2 separate regions of the Mus musculus genome follow, and region 2 is linked to region 1. The links are chromatin loops, found by intact Hi-C in ENCODE. Cell type or tissue: heart. All regions are shown on one strand.

What was found. Hi-C counts contacts between places; a loop is a spot of excess contacts. Peaks named below come from ENCODE experiments on the same cell type or tissue, not always from the same donor. Only the 100,000 strongest peaks of a DNase experiment are listed, where the experiment ranks them.
Region 2: it touches region 1 in a loop (2.8-fold over the local background); 3 of 42 quality-filtered maps call a loop at or near these places.

What each region holds. Positions count from the first base shown.
Region 1 is chr1:135,150,967-135,158,966 of GRCm38, reverse strand. Arl8a (ADP-ribosylation factor-like 8A) reads right to left here. Exons shown (of 7, transcript NM_026823.2): 2 at 6,416-6,496; 3 at 6,101-6,174; 4 at 4,698-4,791; 5 at 4,492-4,559; 6 at 4,184-4,254; 7 at 2,699-3,745. The coding sequence ends at 3,696. Among named protein-coding and RNA genes, the nearest start is that of Arl8a, 8.1 kb to the right of the region's middle. In heart, a CTCF peak has its summit at 4,396 (motif pointing left); DNase peaks (open chromatin) are centred at 2,486 and 4,366; H3K4me3 peaks cover 1,317 bases; H3K27ac peaks cover 1,216 bases; H3K27me3 peaks cover 2,577 bases.
Region 2 is chr1:135,696,850-135,704,849 of GRCm38, reverse strand. No RefSeq gene overlaps it. Among named protein-coding and RNA genes, the nearest start is that of Gm32835, 13 kb to the right of the region's middle. In heart, CTCF peaks have their summits at 350 (motif pointing left), 4,025 (motif pointing right) and 7,222 (motif pointing left); DNase peaks (open chromatin) are centred at 4,039, 5,319, 5,729 and 6,279; H3K4me3 peaks cover 1,417 bases; H3K27ac peaks cover 1,491 bases.

The sequences.
Region 1 (8,000 bases):
CTCCCTCTTGCCTGCTGGCTGGCCCAGAGCTGAAGGGGAATGGGAGGGGGGAGGCGGGAGATGGTGGCTCTTAGACCCTACCCCGTTGCCACCTTCCAAGCCTGCCAACGTGAATGGCTTGCAAAGCTAGTCAGCAGTCCAGCCAGTCTTGGGAAAGAGCCACTATCCCTCCAGCCTGAGCCAGCCAAGGAACAATGTGGGATTTGTTGTTCAGGGGTCCCAGGCTTCAGGGGGAGGGGTTGTTGCTCAAGGGTGGGCAGTGGCTTTGAGCTGGGATGCTCAGGAAAAAGATGATGACATCCACAGTCCTCGGAGCCCGATGCCAGGGGAGAGGCATCCCCTGACATTCCCCACGGGTTATCTTTGTTCTGTCTCGGCTCCACCCGTCACCCTGGGCCCTGAGTATACCTGCTTCAACCTCAGTCTCAGCTTCTCACTCTGGAAACCGGAACGATCTCTCCTTCACAGAGGCCTATGGTCATTAAATGAGGCCAGATGCATCATATGCTGGAGCTGGAGCCCAGGGGTAGACTCCTTGCCGAGTGTGCTCCAAGCTCTGGGACCCATGCCCATTGTTAAAGAGGAAGAGGATGGTGTTCTAAGCATCTGGCAAAGTTCAGTGCCTTTTGGGATTCAAATCTCTAGCAATATGGAATAGACTTGCTTTTTTGTTTTTGTTTTTTCGAGATAGAGTTTCTCTGTATAGCCCTGGCTGTCCTGGAACTCACTTTGTAGACCAGGCTGGCCTCGAACTCAGAAATCCGCCTGCTTCTGCCTCCCAAGTGCTGGGATTAAAGGCATGTGCCACCACCGCCCGGCTTAGACTTGCTTTTAAACTACTTTTTTTTTTTTTTTTTTTTTTTACCATTTTTAATCATGTGTATGTGTGTGGAGTATGTGCACATGGACACAGTACCCACATAGGTCAGAAGTCACCTGACACATGTCCTAGGAGCCAAACCTGTGTCCTCTGGAAGAGCAGTACATGCTCTGAGCCACCTCTCCAGCCCCTTGGCCAGATATTAACTCATCTACTTTTGCCCTCAGAGGACCCAACCATGATGTTGTTTATACATGTAGGTTTATATGCATACTATCCATAGTTTATTCCCTATCCAAGAACAGGTTGTTTAGCCCCCGCTGCATGCCTGTTGTATGAATTCACTGTGCAGGGTACTGATTTTGCATGCAGTGATAACAGGCTCATCATCAAATCGCATCTGGAGAACACAGGACCCAAGCGGCAGCTCAGTGCTGCAACATCCTCAATGGCTGAGAACAATGGTCCTCTCCAGATATAGGCATAGAAGCACAGCGACTTCCTTGAAGCAGGCAAGGCAAAAGACAGAGCCTGGGCCCATCCTCCTTCCCAACTAAGGGTCACATTTTTTTTTTTTTTAAAGATTTATTTTATATATGTGAGTACATTGTTGCTGTCTTCAGACACACCAAAGAGGGTATTGGATCCTGTTACAGACAGTTGTGAGCCACCATGTGGTTGCTAGGAATTGAACTCAGGACCTCTGGAAAAGCATCAGTGCTCTTAACCACTGAGCCATCTCTCCAGCCCCTAGGGGGTGCATCTTATCCTTGTAAGGGGTTGGAAAGCTCCTGAGAAGCAGCAAACACCATCCAGTTTTTCCTCAAATCTTTTTCCCCCATGCAGTCAATGGAAGCCAGGGCCTGGTCTATTGTATGCTCCATCAGCGCTCTGTCAATGAGCTAAATCTCCAGACCCTGTCTTCAAATCCCCCCAGCAATAAGAGATCCTCTTCCAGGCTGGATATATTCACGGCTGAGTAGTGGCCTCACCCAAATCCTCTCACAAACCAAGGACAGATGTGGCTGTTTCTTACTGCAGATGCAGGGTGAAGAGATTGCTTATTCTACACGGAACATTCCAGTCTCTATTTCCAGGCAAAGGGGAGGCAGAACAGGGAGTGGGGGAGGGGGACCCAAGAGATCGAGGGTCAGTATAAAACTAGCTGTGGTTGGATTCACATTGGATCAAGGAGGGCCCACAAGAACTGAGGCTGTGAGCTCCAGCTAGACAGGCAGGGTAGGAATTCTATCCATCGAGTTAACAAATGGTTGGGTCCTTTTCTTAGATTTTTGGTTGTGAGCCTAGCCTTTAACGGCTGAGCCATCTCTCCAGCCCTGGTTGGGTCCTTTCCAAGAGACCAATAGCATGGACAGCAAGGATGACAAAGGAAGACTCTGCAGGCCCAGTATACCCCTGAGGACATTTGATTTCTTCTTGGTGGGCACTGAGTGTGATGAGAGGATGCAGAGTTCTGTTCTGGCTCCACTCTGGCTATATGGGAACAAGCAGGTGTAGACTGAGAGGGGGCCATGAGCTTAAGTGTTTATGATGGAGAGCAATTCAGTTTGAATGCCACATGAAAGGCCCAGGTCTGGGCAGCTCCTCTAACAGACCTGCTTAGTGCCACTTGGCAGCTGTCAGCGTACAGGAGTGAGAAGCAGACAACAAGCAGGGCCCAGAAACACGTGTGGGCTGCTGTCCCAGTGTGAGCACACGTGATAGGCCACTGTGTTTCCAGAGAGCGTGAGTATGTGTTCCCTGTAGGTGTGGCACCCTGTGGTCATCCCTGTGTATGATGTGTAGTGGTGCTCATGCCCCTGTGGGTCCGCTGGTCGGTGATATCTGTGGGAAACAACCAGCACCATACACACCCCCCAACACAAAATTGGTAATTTATTGTTGTCATTATTAGGAGGCAAAAAAAAAAATGTACAGTTACAAGGATCGTTTTCCAAACAGAGGTTAAATATGAGCTGAAAACTGTAAAAAGGAAGAGGAACATCACTTTACAAATTATTAAATTAAACAAACAAACAAACAAACAAACAAAACCAAAGAACCAACCCTCCCATGCTGAGTTCTCTCCTTGTACAACTCTGTGAAATGAGAACAGAAAATGAGATGGGCCGTGGAGGTGGGGACCCTGGGTAGGGGCAGGACCTGGGGCCAGGAACAGTGACAGTGGGGGTTGCTGGGACGACATGGACCCTGGTCCTCCCTCTTAGACCTGGTTGTACCTGGTGGCCCTATCAAGGCTGGGGACAGAAAAGGAGGCTCCTGCTGGCCTTCAAATTCAGGTCCTCCACTGGGAGACAGAGATACTTTACAGGACATGGGGACAACCACTGCCCTATGTGGCAGTCTCCCCTCTTCTGCATATGAACTTGCCCCACATCGACCCTGCATCTCTCTCTGCCTTTCCAGTTTGCCCCTCCCAGGTCCCGATTGGCCCCTGCAGCATCAAATGGTTGATCTTAGTCTTTGCTTAAATTAAAAAATTAAAATATATATACATATATATACTGTACACACAGGACAATAACAGAGTGTTGAAAGGGGAAGAGGAGGGTGGGGCAGAGAGTGAGGAGAGGGCTTGCGGGGCCAGGGCTGTTGACAGGGAGGGGAGTGGGGTAGCTGAAGGGAAAAAGAGAGCAAGGGAGAGAGGTTAGGGGACCAGACTTGGGGAGAGGGCAATTATTTTACAATAAAAACAGGAGTTGAAACCTCAGCAGAATAGGGCTCTAGGAGCCCCAGAGGGCCCTCCCCACACTGGGTGAGGAGGAGTGGGCTTAGGGAGAGACAACAGGGTGGGCGGGGAGCTCGGCTTCAGGTTAGGTGACTGTGGTCCCTAGTCAGAAGAAGAGCCACAGTCTCAGCTTCTCCGTGACTTTGAGTGTTGAATAAGCCACTGTAGGGTGATGTCTGAGGGGAGACAAGAGAGAAAGTTGTAAGGCCTCCCTGTGTGAGAAGGGCCTGGGAGGTATGAACAGTTAAGCCAGGTTCCTGCAATGGCAGCCTGGATCAAGCTTAGAGCTGTGACCCCACCCCCCCCCACCCCCCACCCCCAGCTCCACCCCCCCCCACCCCCACCCCCCGCACCAAAAGCTCCAAGCTAGTGATATAAAAGACACAAAGCCACAGCTAGCAAAGAAGGGACTGGAATACCTGCTCTAACCAATCTCAGAAGTGGAAGAGGGGGCAGGGCTAGGGTAACACCCAGAACTGGGGCCTCCTAGCTGCCTGCTGCACCCAAGGACAAAGTGGCTCGGTATGGACTTCCCAGATACCGCATCAGAAGTATCTTTCCCTTCAGCCCAGCCACTCCTGGCAGAGTGCCAGCAACTTCCCCAAGCCACGCACCTATGTTGTCCTTCTCTTTGCAGGATATGGAGTAGCAGCAGATCTCTCGGTCCTGGATAGCAGACAGGTTCCTGCGGGAAGACCAGAGAGGAGTCAGCGGATGCTGGAGCAGTTAAGGGACCAGGGAAGGGCAGGGTGTTTTTCTCAGTAAAAGGTCTACAAGAGGAGGGCGAGGCTTCTGGGAAAGATACGTTCTGCTGCCACCATGTGGTAAACACCAAGAACAGCAACAAGCCCAGCCCAGAAGCCTTCGGCAGCTGGGGAATTTGGGGGAGCTGAAGCACACAAAGAAAGGCCACTCAGCTCACATTTTCTCGATTAGCTCCTTCTCATCTAGCGCTCCGGCGAGGTCTCGCTTGTTACCAAGGACTAAGACCTATACAGGAAGCAAGCCGGGGAGAGTTAGAGCAAGGATACCTGGGTACCTCGGCTGTACGGCGCTCCCCCCCTCCCCCGCCCCCGCCCCGTGATTTCTGATCAGCTCCCTCTCCCACCCGCTCCATCTCCAGCTGACCGGGATGCCTTGTAGCTGTGGCTTGTCTAGCAGGTTGTGGAGCTCATTCTTGGAGGCCTCGATCTTCTCCTGATCCGCAGCATCCACCATATACCTGGGGAAGGCAGTGAGGGATACCGTGGGTTGAGGCACACAGGAAGAGGAGCTGCTGAGGGGAAGAAGGCCTCCAGTTCCAGCCTGGTCGCCTCTGGAGAAATGGACTACCCTGGTCTGACTCAGAGAACACTTTCCCAAACATAGGTGTGAAGCACTGCAGGCTCAGTCCTCTGTGGAACTGGAGCCTGTAGGATTAGCTGTGAGTCGGGCCCAAAGTGACCCATTTACATTTTCATGGAAAGCCTAGATAGGACCAGAGTAGAAAAGGAAAGGCCTCCCTACCAAGGGACAGGGTACAATGCTATTTTCTTTTTCTTTCTTTCTTTCCTTCCTTCCTTTTTTCTTTTCTTTTCTTTTTTTTTTTTTTGAGACAGGGTTTTTTTTCTCTGTGTAGCCCTGGCTGTCCTGGAACTATGTAGATCAGGCTAGCCACCAACTCAAGAGATCAGCCTACCTCTGCCACCTGCGTGCTGGGATTAAAGGCATGTGCCAGCTACCACCACCTGGCTACAATGCTTGTATAAAAACTCAGGTTTAAGCTGATCAGGAGGCAGAGACAGGTAGATCTCTTGTGAGTTCAAGGCCAGCCTGGTCTACAGAGCGAGTTCCAAGACAGCCAAGACCACACAGAAGAACCCTGTCTGAAAAACAAAACAAAACAAAATATACCAAAAAAAAAAAAAAGTTTAAACTGGGAATGGTATGCATGCATTTAATCCTAGCACGTGAGAGGGGGAAGTCTATGAGTTAGAGGGCAGCATGGTCTTTCTATATAGTGAGATCCAGGCCAGACGGGTCTACATAGTTAGATCCTGTCTCAAAAAACAAAAAGACAAAACACTGTTTATTCTATTAAGAAAACTAAACTGGGCATACTTTTTTTTATTTGTGTGTGTATGTGAGGTGGGGGGAGGGGGGCTGGAGTTGAATCCAGAGTGTGTGTGAGACTGGAGTTGAACCCAGAGCCTTATATATGCTAGAGCTTTCAGACCAAGTTACATCCCTTGTCTGGATAAAATTAACAGGCAAAGGAAGGAGTCACTTAAACTACCCAAAATTCAAGACATGGTGATTTGGATTGGGAGAGACACTGTAGGCTGGCTGATCAGATCTGTATATATATTACAATTTTCTTTTTTAAAAAAATATAAATTCTTTTTTAAAAATATATATATATTCAAATAAACAGTATGCAAAATAATAAAAGCAGGCCACGTCCAGGCAGCAGGCATTAACAGGGACCATGTGTGTGGTTCTGCATCAGGCCTGATGGCTTGCAGGCGGGAGGGTGGGGAGACCCTACTTACACAATGGCGCTCACTCCTCTGCAGTAGCGTTCCCACATGCTTCGGAAACGGGGCTGCCCCCCAATGTCCCAGAGCTGAGAGAGAAGAGGATAGGGAGAAGGTGGCCTCAGGAGCAGGCAGACAACTGAAAGCCATTGGGTTCTTAGCTTCCCTTCTGCAGTCTCCCCCCACCCTAAGGTCACAGCTCCTTCCCCCTCCTACGTCTACAGTGCCTATCTTCAGCTCCCTTTCCCCAGTCCTCCAGCAGCCCAGCCGGTTGCCACCCTCCCCTCCCCTGGCTGGCACTTCCCAGGTGCCGCTGTCGCCCTCCCTCACCTTGATGGTCACATTCCCTTTGGTGATTTTTCGCATGTTGAAACCCACAGTGGGGATCATGTCCTCATTGAACTGTCCTGACTAGAGAGAAGAGAGCCAGGATTGGAAAAGATGCAAACATTGTCAGGACCCAGATGTGATGGCCCTCCCTGGTGGGTCCAGAGCAAGAGGTTGCAGGGCGACTTTTAGGTGACCTCAGATTTCCTCTTGAATGTCTTCTGCTTTCAGGGAGCATGGATGTCATCAACTTACATGCCGTCCACATCTGGAGGTCTATGGGGAAGAGGTCACTAGCTAGCCCTTAGGTAATCTCAGGGTCTCTCAGTCTAGACAGGGAGAAAGCTATTCCCAAGGTCTAACCTACAGTTCTTGTTAAAAGAAGCCCCTTTACTTAGTCTCCAGTTGAGTTAGAATACATTACTTCTCAGGAAAAGAGGCTCACCACAAGAGACATGGCCAGGAAAGCAGAGATTATCAAAGTAGTAGTAAAATGTTTTTTAAAAATGAGGAGCCGGGCAGTGGTGGCGCACACCCTTAATCCCAGCACTTGGGAGGCAGAGGCAGGTGGATCTCTGTGAGGCCATCCTGGTCTACATAGGGAGATCTAGGACAGCCTTGGCTACATAAATAGACTATGTCTGAATAGGTGGGTTGGGACTAAATTCACCACCCACAAAATGCAACACATATTAGTATTCATCTGTTATCCTCTACCATGGATAATCCACAGCCTATTATTTACCTACATGTGTGTCTCCTCTCTGGGCTGAGAGCTTTCTGGGGGAGAGGAGCCAGGTCTAGAGTAACAGTGTTAATGTTTACAGAATGAGCTGAGAATAATTCCAGCTCCCATAATTCCTTTCAATGTCTGGTATTTTTCTCTCCCTGCATTCATTGTGTTTGAAATCTCTGGGTTAATCTAAAGTAGACACAGGCTTCAAATAAGGCCAGCCCTAACTCCTCCCAGGTCACCTTCCCGTCACGGTCACAGGTGGGAGCAGGAGAGACAGATGGAGGCCACACAGGAGAGGGTTGATGTACCTGGAAGCTGAGGGTGATGATCGTGTGCCTGTACCACAGCTTTTTGTCTCCTACCAGGTAGTAGACTACTTTGCTTGAGTCCCATACAGAGACCAGGGGCTCTGACCACTAGACAAAGAGCAGGAGATGATCAGTTCTCAGTCAGTGCCTGGAAGCCTCAGTGACGTGCTCCAGGTGTACCAGATGAGCGAGCCACTCCCCTGCCTCTGAAGGCCCAATGCCCAGTGACAAGGAATAGCAGGGAATCCTCATCTGAGAACTGCAGCTGGATTTTGAAAGTCCTCTGAGCCCCCTGGATGTACAGTCATCCACAGGGGTGGGTCCAGGGCCTGCCTCACAGCTCCTCATGGAGATGGCATAGCAATGTTCTGCAGGGTTCCTAAAACCCCCGAATTCAGGTGGAGGGGGAAGAATTAAGAGTTCAAGGTCAGCCTCAGCTAAATAGTAAGTTTGAGGTCAGCCTGGGTTATATGAAATTTGATCTCAAAAACCAAAAAATAAAATAAAATAAAATAAAATAAAATAAAATAAAATAAAAAAATGC
Region 2 (8,000 bases), 550 kb before region 1:
CTTCATTTACATATTATATGTATATAATATGTAAATATAATATGTAAATATATATACTCAGTGTAAAAGCAGACAACAGAGAACAGGTAAAGGGAACAGAGGAGACACACAGAAAACAGAGAGCAGGGAGACAGGCTCAATCCTAACCCTATTAATCGTCCATAGTAAATGCAAACATTATAGACTTCATTGAAACTTGTCTTATGTTTTTAAGATGTACATTTTGTGGGCTGGAGAGATGGCTCAGAGGTTAAGAGTGCTGTCTGATCTTCCAGAGGTACTGAGTTCAATTCCCACCAACCGCATGGTTGCTCATAACAATTTGTAATGAGATCCAGCGCCCTCTTCTGGCCTATAGGAATACATGCAGGCAGAATGCTGTACACATAACAAGTAAATAAATCTACTTTTAAAATATTTATATTTTGTATATGTGTGTGCCACATGCATGCCTGGTGCCCATGGTGACCAGAAAAAAAAAACAAACATCAGATCCTCTAGAAGTGGAGTTACAGGCAGTTTTGAGTTGCCTTTGGGTGCTAGGAGCCAAACCCAGGTCCTTTGCAAGAACAGCAAGTGCTCTTGACTGCTAAGTTATCTCTCCATCCTCCTAAACACTTCCTTTTAAAGACAGGTTGTTTAATGCAGACTGCCGTTTTTTTGAAGCCTGGCTTGGAATCCTAAGTACTGAGTACAGTACTGAGTACAGTACTATGTGTACCTGACTGGAGTTTTAAGTAATACTCAATTATTTGCTACTATCTGTAATAAGTGAACTTTATATCTAAAGCCATGAAAAATATGGAAAAGGGGAAATTGTGCTAATGCTATTTAGAAGGAAGTCATTGTGTCGATTCTGGGAATGGGAGTGTAGCCCTGTAAGCTCTTACAAGGCTGAGGAACTATATAACAAGAACCTGCTTCAAAATTTAAGCAAGAGAAATCAAGCCAGCCAGCCAGCCAGCCCCCCAGCCCGCCCACCAGCCCTCATTTTCAGTTCCCATTTGGTCTCCTGTATGTAATGTGCTTTAATTTTTTTTCCTGATAGCTCTTTGTAAGACTTTTCTTTGTCTTTGGTTTCCAGCAATTGTACTATAATATGTTGTGTGATTTTCTTTTATTTATCCAGCTGGGGGTTGAATGAAGTTTTGGTGATTGTAAAATAAAAGAAATCTTTTTAAAAATGAAATGTTTATACCACATACATCTTATGTGATTATTTGTAGCCTCTTGTCTCCCCCCCCATCTCTCTCTCTTGTATTTTTTCTTTATTATTTTATGTTTGTTTTGTTTTTAAGACAGGATCTTGCTATGCAGCCCAGGCTGACCTCAAACTTATGGCAATCCTCTTGCATACGCTTCTTTTTTTTTAAGATTTATTTATTATTATATGTAAGTACACTGTAGCTGTCTTCAGGTGCACAAGAAGAGGGCGTCAGATCTCATTACGGATGGTTGTGAGCCACCATGTGGTTGCTGGGATTTGAACTCGGGACCTTCTTAAGAGCAGTCGGTGCTCTTAACCACTAAGCCATCTCTCCAGCCCTGCATACGCTTCTTGAGTCCTGGGTTGCAAGTGTGTGCCACCACATCTAGCTTGAGATTCGTTCCTTGAGAGATATACCATCAGCCAGATACTCCCCCGACTGGCAAACAAATGGGATGTTCCCTGTTCGTGTGAGGGAGCACAACTGAGGGAGCACTACTCTCCAGTAAAGAAAAGCAACCAGCTCAACTTCAGCCAGAACAAACCTTACAAAACATTTTTCAAACTGAAAAGAGACAGAGGCAAAAGGCCTCATATCATGTCATTTCGTTTATATAAAATGTCTAGAAAAGCAAATTTATGAGACAGAAAGCACATCTGTGGCTGTCTGTGGCTAGGGGTGGGAACTGCAGTTGGTTGCATGTGGGTGGGAGGAATTGCTTTGTGGTGTTGGAAATGTTCTAAAACTGGACTGTGGCAACAGTTACACAACTCTTTAAACTGATTTCTAAAAATCATTAAATTACACACTTAAAACGGGTGAATTATATATATTATACCTCACTAGAAACCATTATGGTGGTAAGAGACAGAAGCCACTAATTTGGAAAAAACTGAGCAGAAAGTGTCTACTTGAAAGAAGGGTAACTGGTCACAATATGTAATTCTTCAAATCAAAGGGAAAGGAGTCAAGGGCAGAACTGGGAAAAGATTAAGAGAGGTAGAAGGCGATCCTATTGAAGAATGGCCTTACGAGCGATTGTCAACTGTGCTAACATAGTTAAGAAACCTGATGTTATGTGGTCCCATAACAACGTGGATATGAAAAGGGGGTGGTAACCAAGCAAGTGTTGGCAACGATGCAGTGGTGTGAAAAGTGTCCAGACTCAAGGCTATTAATTTCACTTCCCAGTAGACTAGTCAAGAATGTGAATGTGCACCACACGAAGCAAGCAAGAATTGCTAAGGACTGGGCTGTAGGTTGATGGTAGAGTGCATGCTGAGCATGGGCAAGGTCCCAGGTTTAAACTTTGGGTCACTCTTGTGGTGGTTTGAATATGCCTGGCTCAGGGAGTGGCACTAATTGGAGGTGTGTCTTTGTTGGAGGAAGTGTGTCCCTGTGGGTGTGGGCTTTAAGACCCTCATCCTCGCTGCCTGGAAATCAGTCTTCTAGTTGCCTTCGGATGAAGATATAGAACTCTCAGCTCCTCCTATACTGTGCCTGCCTGGATGCTACTATGCTCCCACCTTCATAAAAAGGGACTGAATCTCTCAATCTGTAAGCCAGCCCCAATTAAATGTTGTCCTTTATAAGAGTTGCCTTGGTCATGGTGTCTTCACAGCAGTAAAACCCTAACTAAGACAAATCTCCAGAAACAAAAATCAAAATTTCCATAGAAACCATTTAAAATAACAAAAAACCCTATACAATAAAACAGATGAATTATAGAACAATGCAATATTAAAAACAGTAGCAATTAATAAGCTAAACTTACATGCATCAATGCAGATGAACCTTACAGTATAATATTGATCCAGGAAGGAAAGCTGTGGAATTTATCATTTAAAATGTGCAGCATAGGGTAGGGTAAAATTATAATTGTGTGTGGCAAAGATGAACAGCAAACTCAAAATGGTGTTTACTCGTGGGTAGAGAAAGAAAGGCAATGGAAGAGGGGCATAAACTATATCTGTAATGTTTTATTTCCTAAACTCCACAATACAGTTATAATGGTTAAATTTATAAAGCGCCAGCTTGTCTGAGCCATGGGGTGTCCAGATAATTGGTCAAACGTTATCTTGGAGCTTTCTGCTGTGGTGTTTTGAGATAAGATTAACATTGAAATCAGAAGAATGAATAAAACACAGTCTTCCCTAACAGGAGGGAGCCTGTCCAATCAGATGCTCTAGGCTGAGCTGAAGGTGGAGTTCCTCCTCACTCAGGAAGAACTCCTCTTGCCTGCCTTCCTTCTAAATGGAACACCAGCATTCCTAGCCTTTGCACCTAAACTGAGTCTGCTGGTGTTTTAACTGCCGGCTTTCTCTGACCTCAGCTTGCTGGCCCATCCTGGAGAACATGGCATTGGCCAGCGACTAGCACATGTGCCTATTCCTCTTTCTGTGTCTGTCTACCTGTCTGTCCACACACACACACACACACACACACACACACACACACACACACACACACATCTGCTGTCCAATTCTCTAAAGGGTACTACCGGAACAATTCCTTGTTGTATTATTTTTTATACATCTTATATATCTAAAATGTTTCATAATAATTTTATACAAGTAAGCGTAAGTGCGTACCAAACATCAAATGCTGCAGATGTCAAATTGAGAACTGGAGGCTAGTGATGTAGTTTGATGGTAGAGTGTGCACTTATGTTCGAGGCCTTGGGTTCCATGCTCAGCATAACACAAAAGAGAGAATGATAAGGAGGTGAGAAGTGGAACAAGCAGGTTAGAGGCTGTTGTGAGAAGCCACAGTTCCTTGATAGGAGTGAATTCAGTGCAGTACCCAGAGGAGGCCACACGGTGGCAGCGTAGAGGACTGCGTATACACCCTCAATGGTGTTTAGTGTTCAGTAGGGGTGAACGCAGGTTCTTGTTAACCCAGTTCTGGGTAGAGAAAGAGACTTAGCAATGGGTGGCTTTTGCGTCTGCCTGGGGCCTCTGGACTGCGTTTGTTGGAACTGGCAGGGCCCTAATTGCCCCTTGGGTCCCTGTGATTATTTCAGTAGAGATCCTGGGATAGTTGGGTTCTGTGTTTTGCCTGTTTGTAAAATGAGTTTGAAAAAAAAGTTCAGGGCTGGTGAGATGGCTCAGTGGGTAAGAGCACCCGACTGCTCTTCCGAAGGTCCGAAGTTCAAATCCCAGCAACCACATGGTGGCTCACAACCACCCGTGATGAGATCTGATGCCTCTTCTGGTGCGTCTGAGGACAGCTGCAGTGTACTTACATATAATAAATAAATAAATAAATCTTTAAAAAAAAAGAAAAAAGAAAAAGAAAAAAAAGTTCAGACCGGATGCAAATACTCTAGATGCCAGGTTTCTTAGCAGGAGGCACCCAGATACCATGATAGCAACATCTCTCACAGAAAGGAAGGTAAAATGTCACAGCACCAGAAATCAAGCTGAAATACAAAGTCTCTGTGCTGAAATAAGGAAACTACTCTGGAAAGAGGTGGGGAGGCAAAGAGATAATGATTCTGGCTGAAAACTATTGAGCTACTTGAGAAAGTTGTCTTTCTCCCTTCTCCCGCCTCCACCCCCTTTTATTTTTGTCTCCCTGATGATTGCATTTGGCAGTGGGTGTTGCCAAGTTTCCCAATTTAGTTTTTATTTTTCTTTCTTCTTTTCTTCCTTCCTTCCTTCCTTTTTTTTTTTTTTTTTTTTTTTTTTTGAGATAGGGCTTCTTCTCTGTCCTGGAACTCACTCTGTAAACCAGGCTGGTCTCGAACTCAGAAATCCCCCTGCCTCTGTCTCCCACGTGCTGGGATTAAAGGCATGCACCACCACCACCCGGTTCCGGTTCCTAATTTAGCGTCAAGAGAACTGGCCCCAGGGTTTTCCAGGCCACAGAAGCTGGAGGGAGGACTCGTTCGCTAGTTTGTCGCACTCCCCTCAGAAAATCCAGTCTGGGTTTTATTCTAAAGTCTGCTTTGTCTCTTCAAAGGATCTCCAGATGGGGAGATTCTGAGCTGGGGTATTTCTTCCTACCCCTCCCAGACGGATTGCGAGTTTTTTCCAGTCTGAATTCTCCCTAGGGCTCTCCTCCGCAGACGCGCCCACACCAGCAGGGGTCAGCAGTGTCCTACATCTGGCGGGGCGCTGCCTGCCACATGCGCCATCTCTTCCGGGCGCTGCCAGGGCTGCTGGGGGATTAGAGGGTGCTGTCCTGCTGAGGCCTTGGCACCATTCTAATATGCCGGCCGAGATTCCTCCCCTGAACGTGAAGTGACGTGTGGTCATTAAAAGCGCTGATGTGGATGTGAGCGTATACCGCAGACATCAGCAATGCCAGCTTACCATCTGCTTTTCACCGCCAGGTTTTTAATGTGTATTGGCACGTGCGCCTTACTTTGTGGGTCTAGGTGACAGAGAGTGTGTAGCCTGGATTTATCTTGCTGAGATTTTCTCAAAGACCTGGGGGTTCTGGATTCTACCCAGTACCCAGGATGTCAGCGAGGGACTCATGCCTCCCCAGGCTCTGGGAATGACTGGTGTTCCGGTCTCACTAACGCCAACTCCGTCACACCCAACGCTGCTCAGTGGAACAAATTCTCTCGTAGTAGTGTCAGATCTCTATGGCCAGCGTCTCCGTGACTGATGCCCGGGAAAAGCAAGCTCTGCTCAGCTTCCCGATTCATCCGTAGCCCTGGTGTCTTTTTTTTTTTTTTTTTCACGTCCCCAGTCCATTTTGCAGTTCGCTAATTTGTGCCGAATCCTTCCAGCTCAGGCCACCTTGTTAAATATGAAGGTCCCCAGGGAAATCAGAGATCCTAGAAACATCTGGTTCCTTGGAAGCAGCAGGACTCCCTGCCATCTTCCTGCTTCTCAGTTTTCCCCACTCCGACGTGATGGGGGAGCGAGGAAGGGGCTCTGGCTCGCGTACAGCTGGGGTAAAGCTGAATTGGAAGACTCCAGTTAGTGACTGGGATTCCCAGGGCCCCACGACCTTCCAAGCAGGCTCCCCTGCTGCTGTGACGGGCAGATGCCGGCTTTTCCACATGCCTTTGAAAAGGGGGACTTGGAAGAGGCCTCTCACTAGCCTGCTTTCCTAGGAGTAGAGTTACAGCAGCTGATCTAGACAACAGGTGTGGCTTTCCGTCACAGCTGCTGCAAAGCACATCTGTACTAACAAGAAGGCGGCAGTCACAGCTTGGCCCATCAGTCACCAAAGCACACCTCGGATTTCGGGGGAGTGCCTGAAAAGGCACGAGTGAAGGTTGGAGAGACTCAGATCAGCTTTGACAGAGCCCTTTTACCCTGGAAATGCCACAGCGGCCACCTCGGCCCTTGCAGTTTCATTGGTCTACAGCATAGGAATGGGGGAAGAGATCTTCTTCTCTGGGTAGCACCCCAGCCCCTGGACTGCAGCCAATTTCCCTTTCTGGCCAATGGAGCCCAGAACTTTTCAGGGTGGAGCTCAGAATCCAGGCTCTTCCAGGAAGCCAGAAGTGTGGAGGGTTTTTACAGTGGTTCTCAACCTTCCTAAGGCTGCGACCCTTTAACAGTTCCTCATGTTGTGGTGAGCCCCAAAACATAAAATTATTTTTGTTACTACTTCATAACTGTAATTCTGTGATCGTTATGAACCCTAATGTAAATATTTTTTTGAGATAGAGGGTTGGTATGGGGGTCGCGACCCACAGGTTGAGAAACACTGCTTTAGCAGCCTGGCTCTTTGGGGCTGGTTTGACTAGTAAATAAAACCTATGCTGCAGAAGCATGGGGGTGTGAGCTCATCCCCCAGCACACACATAAAACTCCAGGTGCAGACTGGTGAGATGGTTCACTGGAGAGAGGCACTAACCACCAAACCTGACAACCCAAGTTCAATGCCTCAAACACCACTGTGGAAAGAAAGACTCAATTCTGTAAAGCTGTCCTCTGCCCTCCACATGTGTGACACGGCACACCCAGGTGGCCTGATCTTGTAATACCAGTGCTAAAGAGGCAGTGACAGACACATCCCTGGAACTTACTGGCCAGCCACCTAGTGGTGAGCCCTAAGTCCCAATGAATGCCCATGTCTCAGAAGACAAGGCTGGTGTCCCCCCGAGGAGCAGCGTTCAAGGTTGACCTCTGACTTCTATGTGCATCACATGAACATACACCCACATGCCTACACATACACCTCCCACTCACATATACAGTGAATGGCGGCTTGATGTTGGGGAGCCTTGGACATTCTCAGTCAAAGCCAGGCACTGGCTTCACCAATATCACCTCACATCATCCTCCTTGGAAACCTGCCACAGGGGTGCTGTCAGGGTCATTTCTGCTCAGTAGTCAACAACTGAGGTTACATTAAATACTTAGGATGTGGTGACAGTAGTGACAGTGAGGCTTTATTGCCCCCTTAATTGACTTCAAAGCTTGTATCACCCATTGGGCCACACTGTATCTGGCAAATTCAAACGCCTGTTTCCCTGTCCTGTCTAACCCCATCTTGTTTTGTTCACTGCCACCACAGTCACCATGACGGCCTATCTCCATCTCAGCTAACAGTCCTCAGCTCCTTTCATTCTCTCCCCAGGACCACACCTGCTTCCCAGCCCTGTCATGGCCAAAAGCTTTCTTTGCCTCTGTCTATCACTCCAGCCCCCACATTCCACATTTCCCTTGCTTTCTCCTCTGCTATGATTTGAATGTGACATATCCCTGTCTTCGTCACTGTTCTATTCTGTGGAGAGACACCATGACCAAGGCAACTCGTATGAGAGAAAGCATTTAAGAGGGCTTGCTTACAGTTTCAGAATTTTAGTCTTATCATCATGGT